Regions from separate parts of the Homo sapiens genome. Here region 2 is linked to region 1. A link is a contact called in ENCODE Hi-C or POLR2A ChIA-PET data. All regions are on one chromosome and are shown on one strand. The core of a region is the stretch at or near the end of the contact, and the rest is flanking DNA. Distances in the headings are between cores, read along the strand shown.

Region 1 (4,310 bases), core at 12-2,511:
TCCCAGTTTAATACACTACCAAAGCTCTCAGTGGTGTTCTTCCTTATCCCAGTGAGCAATAAATTCAGCTGTCTTAACAAAATGTCATGTTGGTGATATTTGGCGAATTATCACCGGACAGGGCAGTACATCTATAAACATAAAGACAAGGCAGAGGGATTTCCCCACAAATGTCTAGAAATACTGTAAAAATGAGCCAAGATAAATTATACACCAGGCTAATTACGTCCACTAGTACATCCATTAATCAGAAGGAAATGGGTTAGCCAAGACCACAATAGAAAGTTTCCTTGCAAGGGTGGCCAATGAGTCTTAAAAATTCTTTTTGATTAATTCCACATTTATACTGCAATTTTGCCCAGCGCGGTGGCTCAGGCCTGTAATCCCGGCTCTTAGGGAAGCAGAGGAGGGAGGACAGCTTGAGCCCAGGAGTTTGAGGCCTGCCTGGGCAATACGGCGAGACCCCGTTCTCCACAAAAAGGAAAAACAAAACAAAGCAATTATATTGCAATTTTGTAAGCCCTTCCTCACAACAGAGCTGTTCAAATACGACCCTGAACCAAGAAAAACTGAGTCTCAGATAGCTCTTATATCTTTGGGCGTTACCAAAAACAATTCTAGGGTAGGCTGCCTAAGTGACTGCAAGAGAAATAAGCAGCTTTAAAATGAGGTCCTTCTGAAGAACAATCCAGATCCATCATCAATGTCACTAAAGTGTAAAGAACACTAACTTCTATGGGGTCTAATCATGGTCTAATGACTTGCCGCCACCCAGGTAAAGCATTCATAGCTGTGGGGTGGGAAGGAGAGAAGAAAGCACCAGGTACCTTTCAAAGTTTACTTTTCACCGAGACAAACTGATCCCAGCCGACGCTCCACAGGACTTCTGAAGCTCCACCAGCTCCAGAGAAGGGGGAGGAGGTGGTAGAAACTAACAGGATTCCGTGGGACCCACCCTCCAGCTGACTGAGGACTGGCCCGCAGCGGTGAAAGGCCTTTGGGGTCCCTAGCTCCTCAGGGACTCCTCTGCGCGCTCCGGGATCCATACCTGGCAAGCAATAGCGCGGCGAAAGCCGCACGCCATGTCCACCTCTACGGAAGTGCGCCGCAGTCCGCCAGTTCCGGCCTCGCCCCACCTCCTTATACGACCCGCCTCCCCGCGCCGGAAACCCGCCCCGGAGGGTGATGCCAGCCAATCAAGGAGCCGTGTGGCTCGCCACTAACCTCTGCCCTGCAGCCGCGAGGGCGCGCGGGAAATCCCGAGTGCATCTGGAATACGCAGAGTCAGTAAGACCATGGCTACGTCCTCGATGTCTAAGGTATGTGGTGGCCGATGCGCACTGTGGCTCTACCGCTGCCTCATTCCCCTTTGAAGAAGGGATGAAGCCGAGGTTACGTAGGCATCCCTTCCCTGGCTGGAGAGGAGGGAGGGAGCGGCGTACTGAGCTGAGGCGTCCTTGCTCCAGATCAGTTGAGGCCAACTTTGCTTGGGGAGCGAGGACGCGGATCTGCCTTGTGGTATGGCTAGGAGGATTTTTAAGTTCTGGTTGGTGGAGGTCGGATGTCCTGATGATGTGGCCCAGTCTCTCATTTTTCCATCTCACAAATACTGTGCGCCAAGCACTCCGTTAGGTACCAAGATGCAGTGGTAAACAAAACAGATTCAGTTTCTGCAGTCAAGAAAGTCGGTAAACATAGATAAACTGACGATCACAAATTTTAAGTGTTAGCAAGGAAAAGAGTTCTAGGCAGACAACAGAAGAGTGGGAAGAACCTAATATAGGTTGTCGGGGGTTAGCGGAGGCTTTTTGGAGAAAGTGACCCTTTCGCTGAGACCTGAAAAATGAGTAGAAGTTAGGTTAAGGATTAGGGCGAGGAGGGCAGAGAGAACAGCATGTTTCTTCGGCCCAGAAGATAGAAATAAAATGGCATATTAGAGGAATTTAAAAATCATAATCAGAAAGTAGACAAAGAGTGGGAGCGTCATGAAAAATGAGAATGAAAAAGTAATGTGGATGCGGGTGTGTGTGGTGGGATATCTTATAGACCTCCTCATGTTGGCTACCTAGATGGCAAGAAATTGCAAGACATAGTGTAGTTGGTAAGAAGATAAGCCCTAGAGCTGTATTGTCCAATGTGTTAGTCACTCACCACATGTGGCTATTTAAATTTGAGTTAAAATAAAGTAAGATTAAATAAAAATTCAGTTTCTCCGTTGCACTAACCACATTTCAAGTGCTCAATCATCACATGTGGCTGCAGCTACCATTTTAGATAGTGCAGATATAGGACATTTCTATCATTACAGAAAGTTCTGTTGGACAGCGCTGTTCTGGACCACAAAAAGTAAGACCTTGAGTTCTATTGTAAGTGCAGCGGGAAGCCCCTGAAGTTAAGCTGTCTGAGAAAGCTGAAAAATGCACATGAAGAAGCTACATTCTCCCTATGTTAAAACAATGGATTGATGAAGAAGGCTATGTCATGGATCTGATTTTTTATTTTGATTAAAACGGTTTATGAGAAGCAGTGCTTTTAAAGACTACATCTCAAGGAAAAAGGACAAGCCCTGGGGTTTAAGGTTATGCTAGTAGAGATTCAAAGGTAGTATTTTTATTAGAAATGGTACTGGTTTTATTTTGTCCTGGTTATAATGTTCTGTAGGTTTTGAATGGTCTATCCCTTAATCCTGTTGATTGCATAAGCACCTCTTATTTTTATGTATCTTGCAGAAAGTAAGATTTTTCAGGAAAGCATTTTTGGTATTATAACAAATGTCTGTATTGGGATGAGACCTTACATGAATAAGAAGCTTTAAGAACTATTTCATGAATTTATGGAACTGCAAGCTTTTTTTCTTTTTCTTTTCTTTTTTTTCTTGAGACAGAGTCTTGCTCTGTTACCAGGCTGGAGTGCAGTGGCGCGATCTCGGCTCACTGCAACCTCCACCTCCCCGATTCAAGCTATTCTCCCACCTCAGCCTCCCGGGCAGTTGGGATTACAGACATGCCCCACTACACCCAGCTAATTTTGTATTTTTAGAAGAGACAGGGTTTCACCATGTTGGCCAGGCGGGTCTCGAACTCCTGACCTCGAGTGATCCGCCAGCCTCGGCCTCCCAAAGTGCTAGGATTACAGGCGTGAGCCACCACGCCCGGTCCTTAAACATATCAAAACATTTTAGTGTCTCTTTCATCGTGAAATTTTCTGGCTGTTGGCCTTCCTCTATCTCAAACACCATCACTTGACCAGCAGTTCCAAATGGTTAACCATGTTACTACCACTGCCCTATATTAAGATCCTTTCTGATCACTCCTCATGTCTTGCTCCTTTGAAGCTCCTTTTTCCTTTACTGAATTGCAGGTGGATTTGGAAAGGAGGTAATGACAGGTTTGTCATGGTATCACATGATTTTTCTAAATATGTATGTGATTTCGCACACTTCTGCTAGTTGCAGATATAAGAATATAAGGCACAGGGCTGTGTGCAGTGGCTCATGCCTGTAATCCCAACACTTTGGGAGGCCGAGGTGGGTGGATCATCTGAGGTCAGGAGTTCGAGACCAACCTGACCAACATGGTGAAACCACATCTGTACTAAAATACAAAATTAGCCTGGCATGTTGGTGGGCGCCTGTAATCCCAGCCTCTCAGGAGGCTGAGGCAGGAGAATCGCCTGAACCCGGGAGGTAGAGGTTACAGTGAGCCAAGATTGTGCCATTGCACTCTAGCCTGGGCAACAGAGGGAGACTCTGTCTCAACAATAGCAGAAAAAAGAATCTAAGGCACAGTTCTTAAATGGGAACATGTAATCCAAATGGCTACTTTATAGTTGCACAGCGGTCTTTAACACTATCCTGAGACAACTTTTCCTAGGTATCGTTCTTTCATTCTGTCTTTTATTTTCCATAGAAATCGAAATATTTAAGAAGTTATCCATCAGGCCGGGTGCAGTGGCTCATGCCTCTAATCCCAGCACTTTGGGAGGCCGAGGCGGATGGATCACGAGATCAGGAGTGCGAGACCAGCCTGGCCAACATAGTGAAACCCCGTCTCTACTAAAAATACAATAAATTAGCCAGGCATGGTGGTGGGCACCTGTCATCCCAGCTACTCAGGAGGCTGAGGCAGGAGAATGGCTTGAACCCGGGAGGCAAAGGTTGCAGTGAGCCAGGATCGCACCATTGCACTCCAGCCTGGACGACAGAGCGAGACTCTGTCTCAAAAAAACAAACAAACAAACAAAAAAAAACTATAAGCTATCCATCATGTATGACTTTAGAATTGGTAGAATAGACTAGGACCACTAACTTG
Region 2 (4,910 bases), core at 918-3,417, 270 kb before region 1:
GGTACCTTCTATTCCAACTATTCTGTTCATTTTAATATAACTTGTGTAAACCAGAAAGTCTATGAGATAGGTCTCAATCAATTTAGAGGTTTATTTCACCAATGTTAAGGACCATGGCCTGTGACACAGCCTCAGGCAGTCCTGAGAACATGTGCCCAAGGTGGTCGGGCTACAGCTTGATTTTATACATTTTAGAGAAATGGAAGTTACAGGCAAAGACATGTATCAATACATGTAAGGTATACATTGGTTTGGCCCATCTCAAAGCAGCGTGGGGGTGGGCTTCCAGGTCAAAGATGAATTCAAAGATTTTTCACATTTTCAATTAGTTGAAAGAGTTAAGCTCTGCCTGAAGATGTGAAGCCAGCTGGAGTTAAGGTAAGCGGGGGTGTTGTGGCAGCCAAGGTTCTCCTTATGTAGATAAAGCCTCCGGGTAGCTGGCTTCAAAGAATAGATGTGAATGTCTCTTATCAGACCTTAAAAGATGTCAGACTCTCTGGAAAAGACCTAGTAAGGGGCCAGGCACAGTGGCTCACGCCTGTAATCCCAGCACTTTGGGAGGCCGAGGTGGGTGGATTGCCTGAGGTCAGGAGTTCGAGACCAGCCTGACCAATATGGTGAAACTCTGTCTCTATTAAAAATGCAAAAATTAGCTAGGCTTGGTGGCATACACCTGTAGTCCCAGCTACTCGGGAGGATGAGGCAGGAGAATTGCTTGAACCCAGGAGGTGGAGGTTGCAGTGAGCCGAGATCATGCCACTGCACTCCAGCCTGGGTGACAGAGTGACACTCCGACACTCCATCTCAAAAAAAAAAAAAAAAAAGATCTAGTAAGGGAAAGAGATTTTCTATAGAATGTAAGTTTTCCCCAACAAGAGACAGCTTTGCGAGGCCATTTCAAAATAGTCAAATAAATATATTTTGGGGTAACATATTTTTATTTCTTTCAGGTCCCACTATGTGTCACGTGATGTTATTCCAGAGTCAGGTTGGAATTTTCTTATTGCTACAGTATATTTTACCAGTCTTACGATCTCCGTTTTAATGTTAATGCTGGTCAGTTGTGTCTAACCTCCAACGGGAGGAAGGTATAATGAGGCATATCCAACCGCCCACCCCTTCCCATCAGGGCCTGAACTCATTTTTCAGGGTTTTTTTGAGATTACCTTGGCCAAGACAGAGGTCCATTCCTTTCAGGGGTGGGTTGGTGATGGTGGTGCTTAGAATTTTATTTTTGGTTTTTGTATTAGTCTCTTCTCACACTGCTAGAAAGAACCACCTGAGGCTGGGTAACTTATAAAGAAAAGAGGTTTCATTAGCTCACAGTTCCACAGGCTGTACAGGAGGTATGGCTCCAGAGGCCTCAGGAAACTTACAATCATGGTGGAAGAGGAAACAAGCACGTCTTACCGTGGTGCAGGAGAGAGAGAGAAAGAGAGAGAGTGTGAAGGGGGAAGTGCTACACTCTTATAAACAAACATCTTCTGAGAACTCCATCATGGGAATGGCAAGGGGGAAGTCGGCCCCATGATTCAGTGACCTCTCACCAGGCCCCTCCTTCAACACAAGGGGGCTATTATTCCATATGAGATTTGGGTGGGGACACAGAGCCAAACCACATCAGTTTTCACGTGTATCCCAACAAACTTAAACATCAGCAAAGTATGTGCAAACCAGCATCCCTATATCTATTCTTGTCTCAACTGCACCTGCATACATCCTGCATCTTGGACTCTCAAGGCCCTAACGTAATGGCAGAGTATTAACTCTACACTTAAATGACTGTTCCCCTAAAGTAGGGGTAGGAAGAAATCAGATCTAGCTTTCTTTCCCAAATCAGAATGCTTTCCACTTTCATGAAATAAACATACTTCTAGGAGATGTCTCCTTTTATTTATACAAACATACACACCGAACTGGAACGTAATTTGAAGTTGGGAGGTGGAAAACTAAAGGTCAAAAAGGGAAGAAAGCAAAAACGTCCCTTGCACACTTCAGCCCGCAGACCCCAAGGAGGGGCGCGAGGTCCTCAGAACCGGAAAGGCTAGCACTGGATGGGTCCCCGCAGCCCCGCGCCGCTGCGCCGCAGCCTCCGGAAGACAGGGGACGCTGTGGCGCCGGGCGGGGCGCCCTCCGCCGCTCTCTCTAGCAGGCGGGGCGGCGAAGCGGGGCGGGGCGTCTCGGGCGAGGAGAGGAGGTGACCCCGCGAAAGGTAAGCGGCGGCTTCGGTGGTGTTGAGTGGCTGGGCGCCGGCCTGGAGGGGCCAGGGCGGCCGCACCATCACGCTCCCGTCTCTGCCCTTCCCAGCTGCCCTGCCGGTCTCCCTCCCAGGGAGGGAGCGTCCTCTCGGATAGCCCAAATCTTTGCCTCTCCGTGGACTCCCTGTACCCGCACCCCAAGTCGGTGAAGCTCTCTGGCCCCACAGAGCCCATTTCCCGTACTCACCTTGCGGGCTCCAGTTTGTTCGGTGCTTCATCCATGGACACCCCCACCCCGAGAACTCTCTCGTTTCCTGCAGTTTCTTAGTGTCTTGGCTCACCAGACTCATAGGGGAACATGGTGGTGTTTTGAGGAGACGCCGCTTTTCTTTTGTCATAGTGCGGACACTCGTGCTTTTTCAGCCCTGCAACACAATGTGTAGAACTTAACGGAATGAAGTTTTCTTTTGGAGGCTTCCAATGCGTCTGTCTTTGAGTAAGCCTTCGGCACCGAACAGTAGTCCATGACATTGGGGGAAGCCAGATGAGACTCAGATTGTCAGTACTCAGGCTGTCGCCAGCAAAGCCTTTCCCCTTTTTTCAGAGACAGTACTACATCCAAGAGGTGGAAAGATACTTTTGTTTTGTTTTGTTTATTTATTTATTTGTTATTATTATAAGTTTTAGGGTACATGTGCACAATGTGCAGGTTAGTTACATATGTATACATGTGCCATGCTGGTGCGATGCACCCACCAACTGGACATCTAACATTAGGTATATCTCCCAATGCTATCCCTCCCCCCTCCCCCCACCCCACAACAGACCTCAGAGTGTGATGTTCCCCTTCCTGTGTCCATGTGTTCCCATTGTTCAATTCCCACCTATGAGTGAGAATATGTGATGTTTGCTTTTTTGTTCTTGCGATAGTTTACTGAGAATGATGATTTCCAATTTCATCCATGTCCCTACAAAGGACATGAACTCATCATTTTTTATGGCTGCATAGTATTACATGGTGTATATGTGCCACATTTTCTTAATCCAGTCTATCATTGTTGGACATTTGGGTTGGTTCCAGGTCTTTGCTATTGTGAATAATGCCGCAATAAACATACGTGTGCTTGTGTCTTTACAGCAGCATGATTTATAGTCCTTTGGGTATATACCCAGTAATGGGATGGCTGGGTCAAATGGTATTTCTAGTTCTAGATCCCTGAGGAATCGCCACACTGACTTCCACAATGGTTGTACTGGTTTACAGGCCACCAACAGTGTAAAAGTGTTCCTGTTTCTCCACAGCCTCTCCAGCACCTGTTGTTTCCTGACTTTTTAATGATTGCCATTCTAACTGCTGTGAGATGGTATCTCATTGTGGTTTTGATTTGCATTTCTCTGATGGCCAGTGATGGTGAGCATTTTTTCATGTGTGTTTTGGCTGCATAAATGTCTTCTTTTGAGAAGTGTCTGTTCATGTCCTTCGCCCACTTTTTGATGGGGTTCTTTGTTTTTGTCTTGTAAATTTGCTTGAGTTGATTGTAGATTCTGGATATTAGCCCTTTGTCAGATGAATAGGTTGTGAAAATTTTCTCCCATTTTGTAGGTTGCCTGTTCACTCTGATGGTAGTTTCTTTTGCTGTGCAGAAGCTCTTTAATTAGATCCTATTTGTCAATTTTGGCTTTGGTTGCTATTGCTTTTGGTGTTTTAGACATGAAGTCCTTGCCCATGCCTATGTCCTGAATGGTAATGCTTAGGTTTTCTTCTAGGGTTTTTATGGTTTTAGGTCTAACGTTTAAGTCTTTAATCCATCTTGAATTGATTTTTGTATAAGGTGTAAGGAAGGGATCCAGTTTCAGCTTTCTACATATGGCTAGCCAGTTTTCCCAGCACCATTTATTAAATAGGGAATCCTTTCCCCATTGCTTGTTTTTCTCAGGTTTGTCAAAGATCAGATAGTTGTAGATATGTGGCGTTATTTCTGAGGGCTCTGTTCTATTCCATTGATCTATATCTCTGTTTTGGTACCAGTACCATGCTGTTTTGGTTACTGTAGCCTTGTAGTATACTTTGAAGTCAGGTAGTGTGATACCTCCAGCTTTGTTCTTTTGGCTTAGGATTGACTTGGCGATGTGGGCTCTTTTTTGGTTCCATATGAACTTTAAAGTAGCTTTTTCCAATTCTATGAAGAAAGACATTGGTAGCTTGATGGGGATGGCATTGAATCTGTAAATTACCTTGGGCAGTATGGCCATTTTCACAATGTTGATTCTTCCTACGCATGAGCATGGAATGTTCATCCATTTGTTTGTATCCTCTTTTATTTCCTTGAGCAGTGGTTTGTAGTTCTCCTTGAAGAGGTCCTTCACATCCCTTGTAAGTTGGATTCCTAGGTATTTTATTCTCTTTGAAGCAATTGTGAATGGGAGTTCACTCATGATTTGGCTCTCTGTTTGTTGCTGGTGTATAAGAATGCTTGTGATTTTTGTACATTGATTTTGTATCCTGAGACTTTGCTGAAGTTGCTTATCAGCTTAAGGAGATGTTGGGCTGAGACAATGGGGTTTTCTAGGTATACAGTCATGTCATCTGCAAACACGGACAATTTGACTTCCTCTTTTCCTAATTGAATACCCTTTATTTCCTTCTCCTGCCTAATTGCCCTGGCCAGAACTTCCAACACTATGTTGAATAGGAGTGGTGAGAGAGGGCAT

What was found. Hi-C counts contacts between places; a loop is a spot of excess contacts on that map. ChIA-PET counts read pairs that join two places held with the same protein, here RNA polymerase II (POLR2A). Pooled maps may share reads with other maps.
Region 2: a map of natural killer cell shows a loop between it and region 1 (17-fold over the local background). The contact joins the promoter of SMIM8 here to the promoter of ORC3 in region 1. A Hi-C loop is called at or near these places in 5 of 168 maps with a recorded cell type or tissue (CD4-positive, alpha-beta T cell, CD4-positive, alpha-beta memory T cell, CD8-positive, alpha-beta T cell and 2 more), 1 of 37 single-sample maps with no recorded cell type and 16 of 50 pooled maps. POLR2A ChIA-PET finds 5 or more read pairs at or near these places in 2 of 52 experiments (HEK293 and activated T-cell).

What each region holds. Positions count from the first base shown.
Region 1 is chr6:87,588,874-87,593,183 of GRCh38, forward strand. ORC3 (origin recognition complex subunit 3) reads left to right here and starts at 1,262. Exons shown (of 20, transcript NM_012381.4): 1 at 1,262-1,319. The coding sequence starts at 1,296. RARS2 (arginyl-tRNA synthetase 2, mitochondrial) reads right to left here and starts at 1,114. Exons shown (of 20, transcript NM_020320.5): 1 at 1,049-1,114. The coding sequence starts at 1,084. RefSeq lists enhancers at 244-1,205, 969-1,198, 2,579-3,079, 3,080-3,580.
Region 2 is chr6:87,320,421-87,325,330 of GRCh38, forward strand. It overlaps SMIM8 (small integral membrane protein 8), which reads left to right and starts at 2,168. Exons shown (of 4, transcript NM_001042493.3): 1 at 2,168-2,212. GJB7 (gap junction protein beta 7) reads right to left here. Exons shown (of 3, transcript NM_198568.3): 2 at 2,446-2,623. RefSeq lists a silencer at 1,990-2,279.